Linked DNA regions of Mus musculus: region 1 is linked to region 2. A link is a loop called in an ENCODE intact Hi-C map of the cell type or tissue named here. Cell type or tissue: left cerebral cortex. All regions are shown on one strand.

Evidence for each region. Hi-C counts contacts between places; a loop is a spot of excess contacts. Peaks named below come from ENCODE experiments on the same cell type or tissue, not always from the same donor. Only the 100,000 strongest peaks of a DNase experiment are listed, where the experiment ranks them.
Region 1: it touches region 2 in a loop (2.4-fold over the local background); 2 of 42 quality-filtered maps call a loop at or near these places.

The regions. Positions count from the first base shown.
Region 1 is chr2:166,411,017-166,419,016 of GRCm38, forward strand. Gm30796 (a long non-coding RNA gene) reads left to right here. Exons shown (of 4, transcript XR_375242.3): 4 at 3,976-4,187. Among named protein-coding and RNA genes, the nearest start is that of Gm30796, 10 kb to the left of the region's middle. In left cerebral cortex, no CTCF peak of the experiment used is centred here; DNase peaks (open chromatin) are centred at 1,672, 4,629, 5,398 and 6,815; H3K27ac peaks cover 822 bases.
Region 2 is chr2:166,268,426-166,276,425 of GRCm38, forward strand. Gm11468 (predicted gene 11468) reads left to right here and starts at 5,483. Exons shown (of 3, transcript NR_033467.1): 1 at 5,483-5,707. In left cerebral cortex, no CTCF peak of the experiment used is centred here; DNase peaks (open chromatin) are centred at 3,380, 3,645 and 5,453; H3K27ac peaks cover 509 bases.

The DNA.
Region 1 (8,000 bases), 140 kb after region 2:
TGCACGGCTTTGTTCTGGCTTATGGTTCTAAGGGATTGTTCTATCATGGTTGAGAAGGCGTAAGCTTCAGGTCAGAAAGGCATGGTGGAAGGAGTGGGAGGCTGGCTGTACACAACACAGTCAGGTAACAGTGTGAACATGAAATGAGGCTGCACTATAAAGCCTCAAGACCCACCCCAGTGACCCGCTTCCTCCAGGAAGTCTCCACCCTGAAAAGATGAGAGCTTTCCCAAATTGAGTCAAGGATCAAGTGTTGACCTACGTGAGCCTACTGGGGTAGAGTGTGTGTGTAGAGGGGAGGTGAGGGGAGGCATTTTGAATTCAAACCACAACACTGAGCCAGGCTGTTATTAGATTCCAGATCCCATCACCTAGAACAGTGCCAAACATCTAAAGGCTCAAAAATAGGAATGGAATAATTAAATGACTTGATTAATTAATGCATGCATGAATGCGCTCTGGAGCTGAGGAGAATTTTCAAAGAAAACGGATTGCTACCGAGCTCTTCAGAAGAGAACTTGAGATTTCAGTGGTTTGCCAGACTGAGCCAGCTGTGGGAGGAAGCACAGAGACTCAGGCTTACAGGTCAGCCAGTCAGCCATGGCTACATTGATCAGCCTGGGCTCTGTGTGTGGCTACTGCAGGGGGATGGCACGGTCCACTCTGTGTGTGCATCCTGAGCTCAGCACAAAGGGGCAGTAGCTGTCTCCAGGGTGAATCTCTGTGCAGAGATAATGCCTTTGTGCTAAGTCACTCCCGCAAATATCCAACTGTGATACCCAAGTCTGTGAGGGGATCCGCAGTCATCGGTAGGAGGCAGAGATTTCAGGTACCTGCTGAACAGAAGTACAAAACCTCACAGCTGTGCCTTGGCTCGAGACACCAAAGTTGAATGCAGGGTGGGCTGGGATTCAAGAGACTTCCTGAACACAGGGCTGAAATTGTGCAGGTATTGGGTATGTGTGTGTGCAGGTGTGAGTATGTGTGCATGCATGTGTGTGTGTGTGTGTGACAGAGAGAGAGAGAGGGAGAGAGAGAGAGAAATGATATCTTGCATCTGACTATCCCCCAAGGAAAAACCCCATTGGCAGCAGGTGGATCCATGCACATTTTAGCCCGGATTTCCACTCCAAACTGCAGCTGCTGTCGCTGCCTGGGGACCCCTATCTTTTTACATGTTATTGCAGACTGGTTACCCTCTGCTGCAATAAAGAACCCTCGGTGGGTTGTCTGGAATGTCTAAATCAGTGCGGCAGAGTCTGACAGGTCAAGAAATCAGACAGGCTGCCCTCCCCAGGGGGAGGGTGTGAGACAGGAGTGGGCAGAGCAGAGCCCCTGCCATCATTAAGGTCAGTGGGGGCCTGGGTCTTCCTCTTCCATGCGGCAGTGGGACTGCACCACGGCTGCCAGCATGCACGGGGCAGCACTCATTGGCTTGCTCTAATGACCTTTTGGCTCCTGGCATCCTTTCTGCAGTTCTGGGGTGTGGGAGGGAGAGGCTGCCATCAGGTGTGAAATCAGTCATCTACGAAACAGCCCATGGGGACACATGACAGCCGCCAGTTCACAGCCACTGGCAGCTTTGGGAGAATCCATTTTCTTTGACACATGTCGTTGACGCTTCCTCTTTTCCACGTCCCCATCACCGACGCCCTTCCTGCAAAGTGCAGCTTAAGCACTCAGCACTACAGCGGGGACAGATGGCGTGCTGCTGCTGGCTCATTAGAGGGCAGTTCAGAAAGATGCTGTTTAAAACCCACGGGCAGGATGAAGGGAGATGACAGGAAAGAACAGGACACAGAGCCCTGGACAGGGCAAGGGCAAGGACAGTAAGCAGCTTCCAGAATCTGGAGTCAGGAGGCTTCTGCAGAGATGTGGCTTCTGGAGGGGATGTGGTGACCTGCAGGACCTCACAGTGGAGCCCTCAGTGTGAAGAATCTGCCACAGACACATGTTCATCTCCCACCACCCCCACCCCCGCTACTTCTTCCCCAGGGACGCCCTCATGGGTGGAGGGCATTGGAACCAGAGAGCGGGGACACCCTCATGGGTGGAGGGCATTGGAAGATGAAGCTCTTCCGCTCTCACCTAGTCATTAATACAAGCGTGGATCACGGTGGCTACTTGGCTACTGTCAGTCAGCTATTGAAAGCAGGGAGGCGAGAGAGACAGAGCTGATGTTGGAGCCACTTTGTAAGGACAGACAATTGTATTAGTTCTGCTGTGACAAAATTCCTAAGCAAGGCAACTTAAAGGAGGAATGCTGACTTAGGCAAGACCACATCAAGAATGCTAGTGTCTCAGACCCATGGGTCAGGGGAATGTGTAGGCCTTCTGGTCTGAGAACAGATCTCTACAGAGCAACTGACCAATAGCTAAAAACAGTCTGTGGAGAAAATACTTACTGCAGATCCCTCATCCGAGGTGACCACAGCCTTAGACAGCTCCCCTACAGCGATGGCCCCACTGAGATGAACTCACCCACCTCCTCATTAGCACCGCGTATGATAAACCCACTGAGCTTCCTGACCACTGCCAGTGCGGCTTCACCAGGGCATACAGCCCGCCAACCCCAGCGTCTGTTACTTGTGGCCGTCATTTCTTCATTCCCTGTTGCTCCTGTCAGGTCAGTCCCAGAGCTGTGCAGGTCTCAGCATTTTGGTCCATGGTCAGTTGACTCCATTGATTAGGTCTATGGCAAGACAGAGCACTGCAGTGGGAAGCAGGTGATGGGGGAACAGTGACTCCCCTTCCAGAGAGCAGGAAGTGAACGGGGGAATAAAGAGCCAGGGTTCCAACATCCCTTTCTCCAATGGGGTCTCACCAGCTAAAGGCCCCACTACCTTGCACCTGCATCATCAGCGTCTGCGGACATCTGAGAGCCAACTCACTGGAAAGACACTCATGCCTGGGAATGGGTAGGCCTGTTTAAAGCAGCCACTCTGCCCTACAATGGGTCAACTGGATATTATTCACTACTGTGGGCTGAATTCAGAATCCCACCTTCAAATGGACCACAATCTCTATGGTTTTATTGTGTGTGTGTTTACACTTTTTATTGACACATGTTAATCACACACTGTAAGCTTCATTATGATGTCAGTTTTGGGATCTATGTTGATCTGTTCCTTGTCCCCTGCCCCCCATCTCTTGCCGTTGCCCCCCCCCCCCCCCGCGCCTTGCAGATTCCCTTCCAGTATCTCTCCAGTCCCCTTTCACCTTCATATCGTTTTTTTATGGTGTTCTTTTTAAAAAGATTTATTTATTATTATATGTAAGTACACTGTAGCTGTCTTCAGACGCACCAGAGGAGGGTATCAGACCTCATTATGGATGGTTGTGAGCCACCATGTGGTTGCTGGGATTTGAACTCAGAACCTTCAGAAGAGCAGTCAGTGTTCTTAACCACTGAGCCATTTCTCCAGTCCCCATATCTTTTTTTTTTTTTTTTTTTTTTTTTTTTTTTTTATTGAGTCAGTAGATTTAATCATGGTTGCTTACAGGGACATGGTGAGGGGTGTTTTACACAGAAACCATGCAAGTATCTCAGCCACTAAAGACAACGTCTCTCTCTCCCCGACAGTGACCATGAACTTCATACAACCGTATGCGCATTTGTTGCAGTGATAACTTATTAATAAAAAAGAGTTCCAAGGGTGAAAATACCGCACGCCCCTGTCAAAATCTATTAGAGGAGTTTGAGTTTAAAGCAAGAATCGGATGGGGTGAAATTCCAGCACAGTTAGAGCTGAGAACTTTCTTTGATCGAGAGAGAGAGAGAGAGAGAGAGAGAGAGAGAGAGAGAGAAACCCTGTCTCGAAAAACCAAAAAAAAATGCTTGAGCTGATTTATTTATTTATTTGTCAGCTTGATATAAACTTGGGTCATCTGGGAAGAGGGAACCTTAACTGAGAAAATGCCTCCGTAAGATTATTCTGTAGACAAGTCCTTGAACCTTTTTTTTTTCCTCCGTAGATGATTGGTGGAAGAGGGTTCCGCCCACTGTGGGCGGTACTACACTTGGATTGGTGGACAGGGGCGCTGTTTGCAAAGAAGCTGAGCCAGTCAGTAAGCAGCATGCCTCCGTGGCCCCTGCTTGAGTTCCTGCCTCCAGGTTCCAGCTTTGAGTCCCTGTCCTGACTTCCCTTAGGGATGGACGACAATCTGTAAACTGAACACACTCTTTCCAAGTCGCCTGTGGTCATGGTAGGGGAGGAAAAGGTTGCTGGGTGGTCAGCATAGCTCATCTAGAAAGGGAGAGAAGCTTGCTGTGGGGGGATGAGTTGGATCCCCAGAACCAGGGAAAAGCTTGGTTCAGAGGCAGACCGTTGGAAAATTAGCCATCCGTAGGAAGATCCCAAGGCCCACTGGCCTAGCCTAATTTTCAAGCTTCAAGCAGGTGAGAGATTCTGTCTCAAGGTTGGTGAGCCTGAGGAACAGCACCTAAAGTTGACCTTTGACCTTCATGTGCACGCACACCTATACACACACCTGCACACAGAGAAAACGGAGAGGGACTGGAGGGGGCGGGGCTTAGCCAGAGCTGCACATGCCATTAGGATTGTGAGAGGAAGCCTGCCAGGACATAACAGAAATTTGCAAAGCCCCGAGAATCTCATTTTTCAACCGGCAATCACAATATAAAGCAGTGACTCCGTGTTGATTCGCTCCTGCTGTTCTGCAGGCGTTGTGCTCAGTAGCACTTAACCGTGTCTAGATGCATGTCTACACGAGTCTCGGTCCACCGCTGCACACAGCAGAGACTCTCATCATCAACTCCAGCTGTGGATGGAAACGCTCCTTGAATATCCCGTCCAAGTCACTTACAGGCTGCCAGAGCGGGGGACTCTGAAACCGCAGTTCTCTCTGACCCTTTGGCTGTCTGCCCCATATGTGTGTGTGTGTGTGTGTGTGTGTGTGTGTGTGTGTGTGTGTGTGTGTCTGTTTTGTTTGGTGGGCTGATGCTTGACGGGGCCCAGTAAGGGTGAGTGTGTTCGCTTTTCATAAGGCAAATTTCTCTCAAGCCCTGCTGGGCACTGTGGGAAGCCCTTTGCCATCTTATCTGTTGGTAAACCCTCATCTGCTCTGGCTTCCCAGCAGAAACCTGACCCAGCATGCTGCCAGCCTCCATTTTGACTTGGGAGGATTGAGGCTCCCCTTCCTGCTCTCCTCTCCATATCTCTATCACAGAGCCCAGCTCCCTCTGCCAGCCCACCCTGGCCAGCAAATGAGTGCCCATTCTTACTGAGGGACCCTGGAGCTACTGTCCTTCACCCGAACTCCAGGGGACAGATTCCTGGTTTTGTTCATTGCGACCACATGGTGCAGGTCTCAGTCTCCACTCTCCTGCTCTGTCTCCAGCTCGTTACTAAGCAGAACTCTGTCTACCCAGATGGTGCTCTGGTGGGAATTTCCTAAGACAAAATGTCAGTCCCACAAGCAGGACAAAAAGGTGTTTCTGGGCTAGCTGTGACCAGCTAGTATTCTGAAGGCTGAGGCAGGAGGATGAGTTTAAGACCATCTGGACTACATAACAGCCCTTTGACACAAAAACCCAACCAAAGGAGAAGGAGGAGGAGGAGGAGGAGGAGGAGGAAGATAAAAAGAAACAAAAAATAAAAATACAAATAAAAGTGTTTCTTTTGGATGTGAGCATGTGTGTGAGTGTGTGTGTGTGTGTGTGTGTGTGTGTGCACATGTTGTGCAGGTACATATGGATGTGTGGAGGCCAGAGTGTTACACCTTGGGTGTTATCTTCACAAATACCATGCATCTCTTTGAGACAGGGTCTCTCACTAGCCTGGAGCTCACTAAATAAGCCAAGCTGGAGGGCCAGCAAGCTGTGGGGATCCCCCTGTCTCTGCCTTCCCAGCACTGAGATTATAGGCGTACAACACCACATGAGCACCACAGGGGGAAGCATGTGATGGGGCGAAGGCAACTCCCCTTCCAGAGAGCAGAAAGTGAACGGGAGAATAAAGAGCCAGGGCTCCAGCACCCCTTCCTCCAACAGGGTCTCACCAGCTAAAGGCCCCACTACCTCACACCTGCATCATCAGTGTTTGGGGACATCTGAGAACCAACTCAGGTCCTCCTGGCTGTGCAGCGATCACTTTATAGACTGAGCCATCTCCCCAGCTCCTAAAAATGTACCTCGGTGTTATATAAACATGGACGTTCTACAGGTAAAACAGTGCCTCCATTGACATGTTGGACCTGGGCCCCTTCTGCCTCGTCGGTCAGCTCTGCTCAGGACCAGACTTCTCATGAGGGCTCCAGACGTGGGCTGTGCCCAGCCTAGTGACAGGGAGCAAGTGACAGGAAGGGATGCTGTCTCCTGAGACACCTCTCAACCAGAGCACGGTACTCAGACTTACCTTGCATGAACTATAACTTACTGATGGACCCAGTAGCGTGTGTGCTGCTCGGCTGCAGGAAATCTCTGGACAGAGAAGTTACAGATATCTGAGAGGCATCCATGGGACTGGCAGTACTTTCTGCTCACGTGGCCCTGATGTTTCTTCTCCACAGTCCCACACTCTGGACCTACCTCTCACATGGCTTGGGGAACCGGGACACAGTTTCCTGTCCGTGAGCAGCCCTCCTCCCCATCCCAGAAACACCCTCTTTTACCAGTTACTAACATCAATAACCGTATTTTCCAGGGACACCTTGTCCTCCGGCTTGTCACATTTAGAATTTGTGAGAACATGCTCACAGATGGCTCTCTATTGATTTACTATCCAATTTTCATATTCTGGAGCAAAAATAACTGTTTCTGTTCAACCCGTCTGTCGGAACTGAGGTGGGCAGGAAAGGCTCATGCCCAGCAGACACGTGGGTGGGGGCTCCATGGCGCCCACAGGCATTCAGATTTAGACGACACGAGCTACACGTCCTCCGTCACTAGGTCCCCTCTGGTTATTTAACAGGGACAAGAACTACATAGATACTAGCAGGAGCTTACAGTCTCTGAGACAGAAATTCTGGCTTTTAGGAATCTACACACAGTCAGAATGCAGTCTAGACTTCCCTTGCCAGCAGGTACCCTGTACACACACAGAGCCTTCTTAACCTCAGAAGTTTCCGTGGAAGTCTCATGTGGTGCGGTGACCATGTGTGACAACCATGCTTTATCTGTAGAAGAAGTCAAGGAAACATTTCTTTGTTGTTGTAGGTTTGGTTTGGTTTTTTCGAGACAGGGTTTCTCTGTGTAGCCCGGGATGTTCTGGAACTCACTCAATAGACCAGGCTGGCCTTGAACTCAGAAATCCGCCTGCCTCTGCCTCCCAAGTGCTGGGATTAAAGGCGTGTGCCACCACTGCCTGGTGCAGAGGAAGCATTTCTAGCTTCCTTGTGGAAAATCGAGGAGTGGCATCTGTGTTGAGACACCATCCTTACTCTGGATGCTTGTGTGCATCAACAGGACAGCTAAGCCACGCCCAGGGTCCCCTACAGAGGGATGGCCTTAGTCCACCTCACCCAGTATACTGATGTAAATTTTATTTTCAGGTCTCCCAAGAATAGCCACAACTAAGCCGCTCTCCTGGCTAGCTCCCCGCGCACAAAGTCTCTATTATGCTGTTTTGTTTTCCAAACGGGAGAAGGGAACAGATTCTTATTAAGAGTCACAAGCCAAAGCTCATCAGGCTAAACTGAGCACAGCTATACACCTGGTTCTGTCTGTCCTCTTTCTTCTAACTCAGGCCCTCTCTCTCCACCCACTCTGAGCTTGATCTTGTTTCTTTCATGGAACGTGACACGCCCTAAAATTGTCTTGTTATTGTGTTTTCTGGTCCCTTTTTGTGCTTTGAATGTGTGTGTATGTTCACATGTGTAGTACACTCATGTGTTTGTCTGTTCACCTGTGTAGTACATGTGTGTGTTTGTACATTCTTGTGTGTAGAACACATATGTTTGTGCATTTACACATTAGCACACGTGTGTGTTTGCATGTTCACGTGTATAGTACCCTTGTGTGTCTGTGTGTTTACACATGT
Region 2 (8,000 bases):
TTGGAGGGCCCCGTGTTTTTATTTGCAGCCATCTGGCTGGGGTTTCTTTTCTATACCCAGATTGAAATTTCCAATATAGGCAAACAGCAGCTTCCAGACTCCTGGGCACCAAGGGCCCAATGACTGGATTAAGATGGGCGGTGTGTGTGTGGGGGGTAGGGGGGAGGTTATGGCTGGGATCCTGAGAACTAAAAGCTTGTGAGTTCAAGTTGTAGAGGCCAGAACCTCAGCTGCAGGCTTTCTACTCTGGGTCTAGATGTCAGAGGCCGATGATCCAGGACTCATGACAGTGACTACTGGCCAGTGTTGTGCTCAAGCCCTGGGTGCTGGGGACCTTAGTGAGTGTTACAACTTTCAGTCCCTGGGTGCTAGGAGCCCTCAGTTCTCTGAACTCTTCTAGCTACCGTTTCTGCAGCCATCTTGTCTTCCACCGTTTCGGCTGTTTCCCCGTTTTGTTTCTTCTCTAACATCCACTGTTGTCCGTTATCTCCACTACCTCTCCCCCAGGTGCCTTTGGAGCCCTCTACTACCTTCTTGTCACGGTAGATGCTGGACCTCATCACTGCCATGGCTGCCTCTTCTGTTGTAGCTGCCACTGCTAACCCATTCTTGTTACCAGCACAACCCAGTCTACCATGATGATCACGGGTAGGCAAAAGACCACCCAAGAGCCTTGTTGTGGCCCTAAAGTTGCAACCCAGGAAGGTTGCATAGAAGAGGATTTCCTGGCCAGCCTGAAAGACAAGCTGACCGTGTGTGTGTGTGTGTGTGTGTGTGTGTGTGTGTGTGTGTGTGTGTGTGTGTATGTGCGCGTAATGTGGTCATTTTGAGTATCACCAGTTACAGCTTAACTTCTAGAATTCTGGTCAGTTTTGACATTCAACTTGACACAACCTGGAATCACTTGGGAAGAGAGTATTTTCATAAATAAAAAAAAATTAACGTTAGGTTTATGCATTTTGTTATGTGATGTGAGTGTTTTACCTGAATGGATTTGGTTTTGGGGTTGTTTGTTTGTTTTGTGTAACGTGTGTGCGTAGGGCCTACCAAGGTCAGAAGAGAGCATGAGATCTGCTGGAACTGGAGTCACAGATGGCGAGCCACCATGTGGCTGCTGAGGATGGAACCAGAGTCCTTTGCAAGAACTATAGGGACTCTTCATCTCTCAGCCATCTCTCCAGCCCTAGAGGAGGAGAGACTTCTGAGGAATTACCCACGTCAGGTTGGCCTGTGGGGAACTGTCTTTATTGTTAATTGGGGTGGGAGGAGTGTGGATGGTACCACTTCCTGGGTTGGCCCTGACTATATGAAAGTGAATAGAGCTAGCTCAGGACCGAGCACAGGCAAGCTCTGCTCCTGACCATGGAAGTGGCCCTATATGTCCCTGCCTTTGCTCCCCTCCGATGAAGGACTATGCCCTGGGATTGTAACCAAATTAACCCTTTGTCTGCTATGTTGCTTTTTGGTCAGAGCGCTTTACCCCCATGACAGGAATATAACTAGAGCCAAACCCTCCTCTCTGTCGAGGCTTTTACTCAGTCGCTGGGGGAAGGAAGGGTCTTGCTTTCCAAGACGACTGTACACAGACTCGGTACACACACAGCAACCAGGGAAGTCACTCCTGAAACAGTTGCACGTTAACTCTGCTAAGTTCCCCTGAACTCGCCTGGTGGAGGGTGAATTTTCCCTGTGCTGGTGCAGGCTAATGGGAACTGAAGGGCTCTAGCAGGCCCCAGCACGGGCCAACATGGCGCCAAGTTTGTTTGCTTGCTAAAAACCACTAAGTTGCATCCCTAAAGCTACCCATTTCCTTATTTGGTCACTTTCTCTTCCCCAGGTTGACTTGGTCTTGGTGTGTCCCATGCAGACTCCGGTCCTTTCAGGAACAAAGCCTCCTGTGACCACAGTCATGTCTTCAATGGTTCTTGGGCTCTGTCATGCTTTTCTTTTTAGACAGTTCTTCACCAAAGATGGCTAGGCCCACAGGAGGAGCCTGTCTGATGGCCAATCCTGATAGCATCATTCAGTGACAGAAAAATACCAAAGGGTTCAGAAAAATAAACTTAGCAAGTGCTTGCCTGTCATGCTTAGCAGCATTAATTGTGTTTGATCCTGTATTTTAAAAGGTCTTAAGGATTTCCCAGAATTCCTGGGAGAGTGAGGTTCCCCGACCCCTTTCACCTCTCATGGCCTTTCTCAGCCTACATCTGTGCCCCAATACTTTATTAGAAAGATGCTGTCCATACAGGACCAGAGTCCACTCTAATAATGTCACTGAACTTTGAAAAAGAAGGTGACCCTGTCTCCAAATACAGTCATAATCAGGAGAACTCAAGAGTCAGGGCTCTGAAGTCTAACTCATAACATCTCTTTTTTTGTTGTTTTGATTAAAAATAAGTGTTTTCTTAAAATCATAATCTTATTAGTAAAAATAAAGCTTTCTTTTTCTTTGGCAGAATCTCACATTTCCCAGACTCCTTTGAACTTGCTATGTGGTTGGATGGCCGTGAACTTCTGATCCTGCTGCATCCCCCTTCTTCACTCTGGGATTACAAGCACGCCGCAGCCCTGGGCTGCCGCCACACTGGGTCTTTTATGATCCTAAGGAATCAAGCCTGGGGCTCTGTGTTTGGCAGCCCAGTGCTCTATCAATAAAGATACATCTCCATCCCTCCTTTTTGCTGCTGTTGCTTTATTTTTATTTTTATTTTTAACTATCAGTGAGTGTTGTGTGTAGTTGTATGCATGTGCACACGGATGCCTGCCTAGACCAGAGGAGACTGTTGCATCCATTGGAGATAGTGGTACGCGGAGTGGAGACCTGAAAGACACGGGTACTGGGAACCAAACTGTGGTCCCCTGAAAGTGTGAGCATCAGGCACTCTTCAGCCGCCTTTCCAGCCTCCCGTCTGTTTTTGTTTTGTTGTGGAGACAGGGTCTTTCACCCAGCACTCCACATGCTGTGCTGGAATATCACAAATGAGCCCTCACGCCTGGCATTTTTCTTTTTTTTTTTCAACAAAATCTTAGTTCACACCAAGATCTGTCATCTCCTGGCTCTGAATCCTAGAGCCCTCAATCAAGCTGCCAGGCAAAATTTTCTTAGGACATCTTGTCCTCAGACTCAAGGAACAACAGTAGACGGAACAAAGACAGTTACCAGCCCAATGCCAACTTCGAAGGGACAAACCCCCTGCCGGCCTCTATCACTGAGATGGCTCTGGCTAAGGACTTGGCTTCTTTCAGCCTTGTCAGGGATGCCCCATAGGGCTCGCAGACCCTCCCTAGACTGCATTTTCCTCACGTGTAATTGGAAATCAGGCCACTCCTGTTCCAGTGACTCAGCATGAAAGAAGCCATCAATTTCCCATCTAAAAGGAACGGCAAAATGCAGAAAAAGACAATTCAGAGTGGCGGGGGCTGGGGGGGGCAGGGTGAGTGGCAAGCACATTTTGCAAACTTAAAGAGCATTTTGGAATGAAATCATCCTTAGAAAGCTGGAAGCTAGGGGAGAGAAATCTGCCAAATCGGTTATAAAAAAAAAACAACCAAACCCATTATGTATATCTTGATATTCTTTGGGGATATTTTATCAAAGGATCTGTTCTGAGGGATGTTATTTTGGGGCTCTATCTGATACCAGCTGACATGCTTCTATTTAGCATTTCACTGACTTTGAAAATCACAGCGCCAAATTACCATCTCTAACTAAAGCAGAGACTCATCTGCAGGGAGAGTCTGATTAATATATTCACATCGTTATCGTCTGGTTTTTTTTTTTTTTTTTTTTTTTTTTTTTTTGCCTTAGATGACGGATGGAAGTGACGAAGGAGTTATTTATTCTTCTTGGAGAAAGAGGAAAATGGAGACAAAAAACCGGTGAGCCGGCTTCCTCTCTGCCCTCCTGGACACTGCTGGCTACAGTGGTCTGGCTCACGGTGGTGGCTGTGAACCTAACTGGTCTGCTCTGGAAAGAAGCATGACCATATGGGGGTCTCATGGTCACCTCGAAGGTATGAGGGTGGCCACCCACTGAGCCCACATGGAAGAGCAGAAGGGGGAGGGTATCTGCACAGGTGTCTAGAAGTGAGGAGGGTCCTGAACCCCCGACTCCCTCCCTGAAACCCTCCTTCTTCTTCTTCTTCTTCTTCTTCTTCTTCTTCTTCTTCTTCTTCTTCTTCTTCTTCTTCTTCTTCTTCTTCTTCTTCTTCTTCTTTTTCTTCTTCTTCTTCAAGGCAGGGTTTCTCTGTGTAGCCCTGGCTGTCCTGGAACTTACTCTGTAGACCAGGCTGGCCTTGAACTCAGAAATCTGCCTGCCTCTGCCTCCCAAGTGCTGGGATTAAAGGCATGTGCCACCATTGCCCAGCAAAGATTTATTTTTACTATTTTAAATTATGCTAATGTCTGCGTGGTGGTGAGTGCTGATGCCCACGGAGGCCAGAAGAGGGTATTAGAACCCCTGGAGTGAGAGTTCCAAGGTGTTTGGAACTGTTCAATGAGGATGCTGGAACTCCAATTCAGGTCCTTTGCAAGAGCAGCATGTCCTTTCTTTGATAACTTCAAGGGTCAACAGACTCAGGACCCCTCCCTGCCCAATGTATTCCTCCTGGACTGAGACAGGGCACTTTCATGGAGATCTCCATGGCAACCACTTTTTCACCCTTCAGGAACACCCTGACCCATGACATGACCTCCACTGTTGGGTGGGCAGCATCTCTCTGGGTTGGCTCACAGGCTTTTTGGCCAGTTAAGATTCTCAAATTAGGATTTTAAGAGATCACCCACCAGCAAGATTAAAATTATAATTCTACAACTAAATGCATAATCATACACATATAGCATGTATAATTATGATGTGACAATACTTTCTCTTTTTAAAATAATTGCGTGTATGAGTGCCTGCATGTGCATCTGTGCACCACACGCGTGTCTGGTGGCTGAAGAGGGCATTAGATCCCCTGGAAATGGGCTGCCCTGTGAGTACTGGGAATCGAACCTGGGTCCTCTGGAAGGGCAGCCAGCCTTTTAACTGCTGAGCCACCTCTCCAGCCCGGACGGATAATACGTTCTATCTTTAACCAGGGGTGACGAACGCGGCAACAAAGAAAGCATATGGGCCATAAATCAACCAGGGGGATTTTGGAATTCATTTTTCAACAGTCAAGATTTCAAGCCATAAACGGCTCTTTATTATGGAAATGCCACGGGCTGCCTTTAGAGGAGGGCAGGAACATGGGGCTGAAATGGCCCTGGTTAATGGGGAACACTTTGTAAAGAGCCCGTGCGAGGTCTGACATATTCTCAATTTTATATGTTTGAAGTGAGGAGGAGAAGAGCGGATCACCCGCAGGGAATGCGGATATGAATTCCCAGGGGGTGTTTATTTAAATGGAGCCACTTAGGAGCCGTGCAGTGGGAATCCATCCAAATTCTGCCTGTTGTCTCAGAGCCTGCGAAGCGCAGTCAAAGGAGGGCGGGTGCCACCTCTGTGAACCCTGCGTATCCACCGCTGCTTTTCTCTTCATCAAGCTGCAGTGCAAAGTCCATTCCAAAGCTCTGGAAGATTGTGCTGTAGAAGCAAAAGCAGGCAGCTGCTACCGGGGGAGATAAATGGGACCTGGAAGACCCCAGCAGTTCTGTGGAAGAGAGCAGTGTGTGCTGACATCTGAGCATGTCTCTGGGGGAGTGTCCCTTACAAACTTCCATGGTAGGTAGAACCTGTTCCCATTGTGTGTCCTGGGGGGCTGGAAGCTGAGGCTGTGCCTTGTCTTGGTGTGGGGTCTGCCCCAAGCACAGTCCAAACTGAGGATCTGTGGTCAGAGCGATGTGGGAGTGATTCTGGGCACAGGAGAATAAAGAAGCAGAGATATTCCCAGGATGCACTTGGAGCTGCTGATTCTGTGGGAGTCACTGAGGTCTGACAGGCCTCTAACTTAGACGTGGAATCTGTGTCCACTCCCCATCCCTATGACTCTGGGGCTTCCAGAACATAAACTGAGTGAGGAGAGGTCTTGGAGTTTTCATCTTGTTAGACGTTTTGTTCTTAGGACTCTGAGCCACTACAGAAGGAGCCTAATCACCCTGAAGTGTCCATGCTGGCAGAGAGCTCCAGCTACACGGGGGTGGGGTGGGGTGGGGGTGAGTCTCTTAGATCTCTGCTCACAGTCTTAGTGGGGTTGACTTCTGAGCTCTCCAGGCCGACTTTACACATACGAAGAAAGTCCCCAGGCAAGCCAATCTATGGTGCCCTGACTTCCGGGCTCTCAGGTCTTCCTGGTGGAAATTGCAGACGTGGTGCAGCCATGTCTGACCTGGGACCTGATTGGAAGAAGCAGATCCAGCTGGTTTTTGGTTGAAACCGCTACGTTTTGAGCTGGAACAGACAATATTTCCATGCAGCAACAGACAATGGGTACTGTGGGTGGATACATGGCAAGATAGAGGCCATCCTGGGCTACCTGAAACCATCCTTAGATACACGGAGAGATAGAGGCCAGCCTGGGCTATATGAAAGAGTATCAGCCCCCACTGATAAAAGCCCAGGGTTGATTCCCTGGGCTGGGCTGGGCATTCATCGTGTTGCTTTTCTGCCTTCTGTTGGCAGGTACATGGAAGCTGGATAATCTCAGGGCGGAAAGTCACAGGCCTCCAGGGCTGCAGAGATGACTCAATCAGTAAAGCGCTGTCTATACAAGGCTGAGGACCTGAGTTCAGATCCCTGGAACCCATGTAAAAAACCAAGTGTGGTAGTGTGTGCCTGTCACCCCAGCACTGGGGAGGCAGGCACAGGAGGGTCTCTGGGGCTTGCTGATCAGCCAGCTTAGTCACATAGGCAAGCTTCAGATTCAGCGAGAGACCTTGACTTACGAATAAGATAGAGAGTAGGAGAGGAAGACACCCAGCTTCTTCTTGCCTCCACATGCATGCAAGTGCCCAGATGTGCACGCACAGACATGGACTGTTAATCTCACTGGGTGAGGAAAGACCAGTGCAGGCTTTATTAAATGCTAGCCAGGACCATACCCAAGACCTGTGCTCAGAATATGGCACAGATTACGTTAGTCAGGGGCTTATAAGGGCAAAACTCACAATGCTGCGTACTTCCTGCCTTCGTCCAACCAGAGGCAAGCATACATCCTGATATATTCTCTGCCTACGACACTCCTGTTGTGCTCCAGCGTATCCTGTCAGTTGGGGCAACCAAGCTCGTTTACAGAAGTGAAAGCACGTGGCTTGTTTTCATACATGAACAGCCCTTCAGCGTGCCAGGAATCTATCTGTCCTTCAGCAAGCAGAACTCACAGGTTAGAGACATTAGTTTTCTAGATCTCTTAAGTACAGTAATTGAAACTTAAAACATAATGTTATTCATCATAGTACAAAGACATATCCACTTACAGGTATGCAAACACATATGAACATGTGAACATGTACAAATTCACATGCCTTTTTTTTTTTTTTTTGAGACAGGGTTTCTCTGTGTAGCCCTGACTGTCCTGGAACTCACTCTGTAGACCAGGCTGGCCTCGACCTAACTCAGAAATCTACCTGTCTCTGCCTCCCAAGTGCTGGGGTTAAAGGTGTGCGCCACCACTGCCCGGCGGCCATTTTTTTGAGAGACAGGGACACCTGTGTCTTTGCAAGCATTCGGTAGGAAAAGCTTTATCAAAATGTAAAGCCTCTTAACTTCCTTTGGAGACCTCGGAGAAGGCCTGTTTGCTGCAGACTTTCTTCCTGCAGCCAGCCTCCCTTTCTCCCCGGGGGTCTCAGAAGCTTCACCTTAAATGGTCTTTAAAGCTCCTCTTTTCTAGCTTTAATTCCCATGACCCCCATTGTCCAGTACAAAGTCGAAGGAGCTGGAGATGGTCAAGGTCACCAGCTATGCTTGGAAGATGGTTTTTAAAAAACCGTCTTGACCTTGGAAGGATCCAGAACCTGCAATACGGCCTGTTGTGCAGTCCCTTGGCGTTTGGGAGTTTCTTTAAGGAAAGGTGACTTAG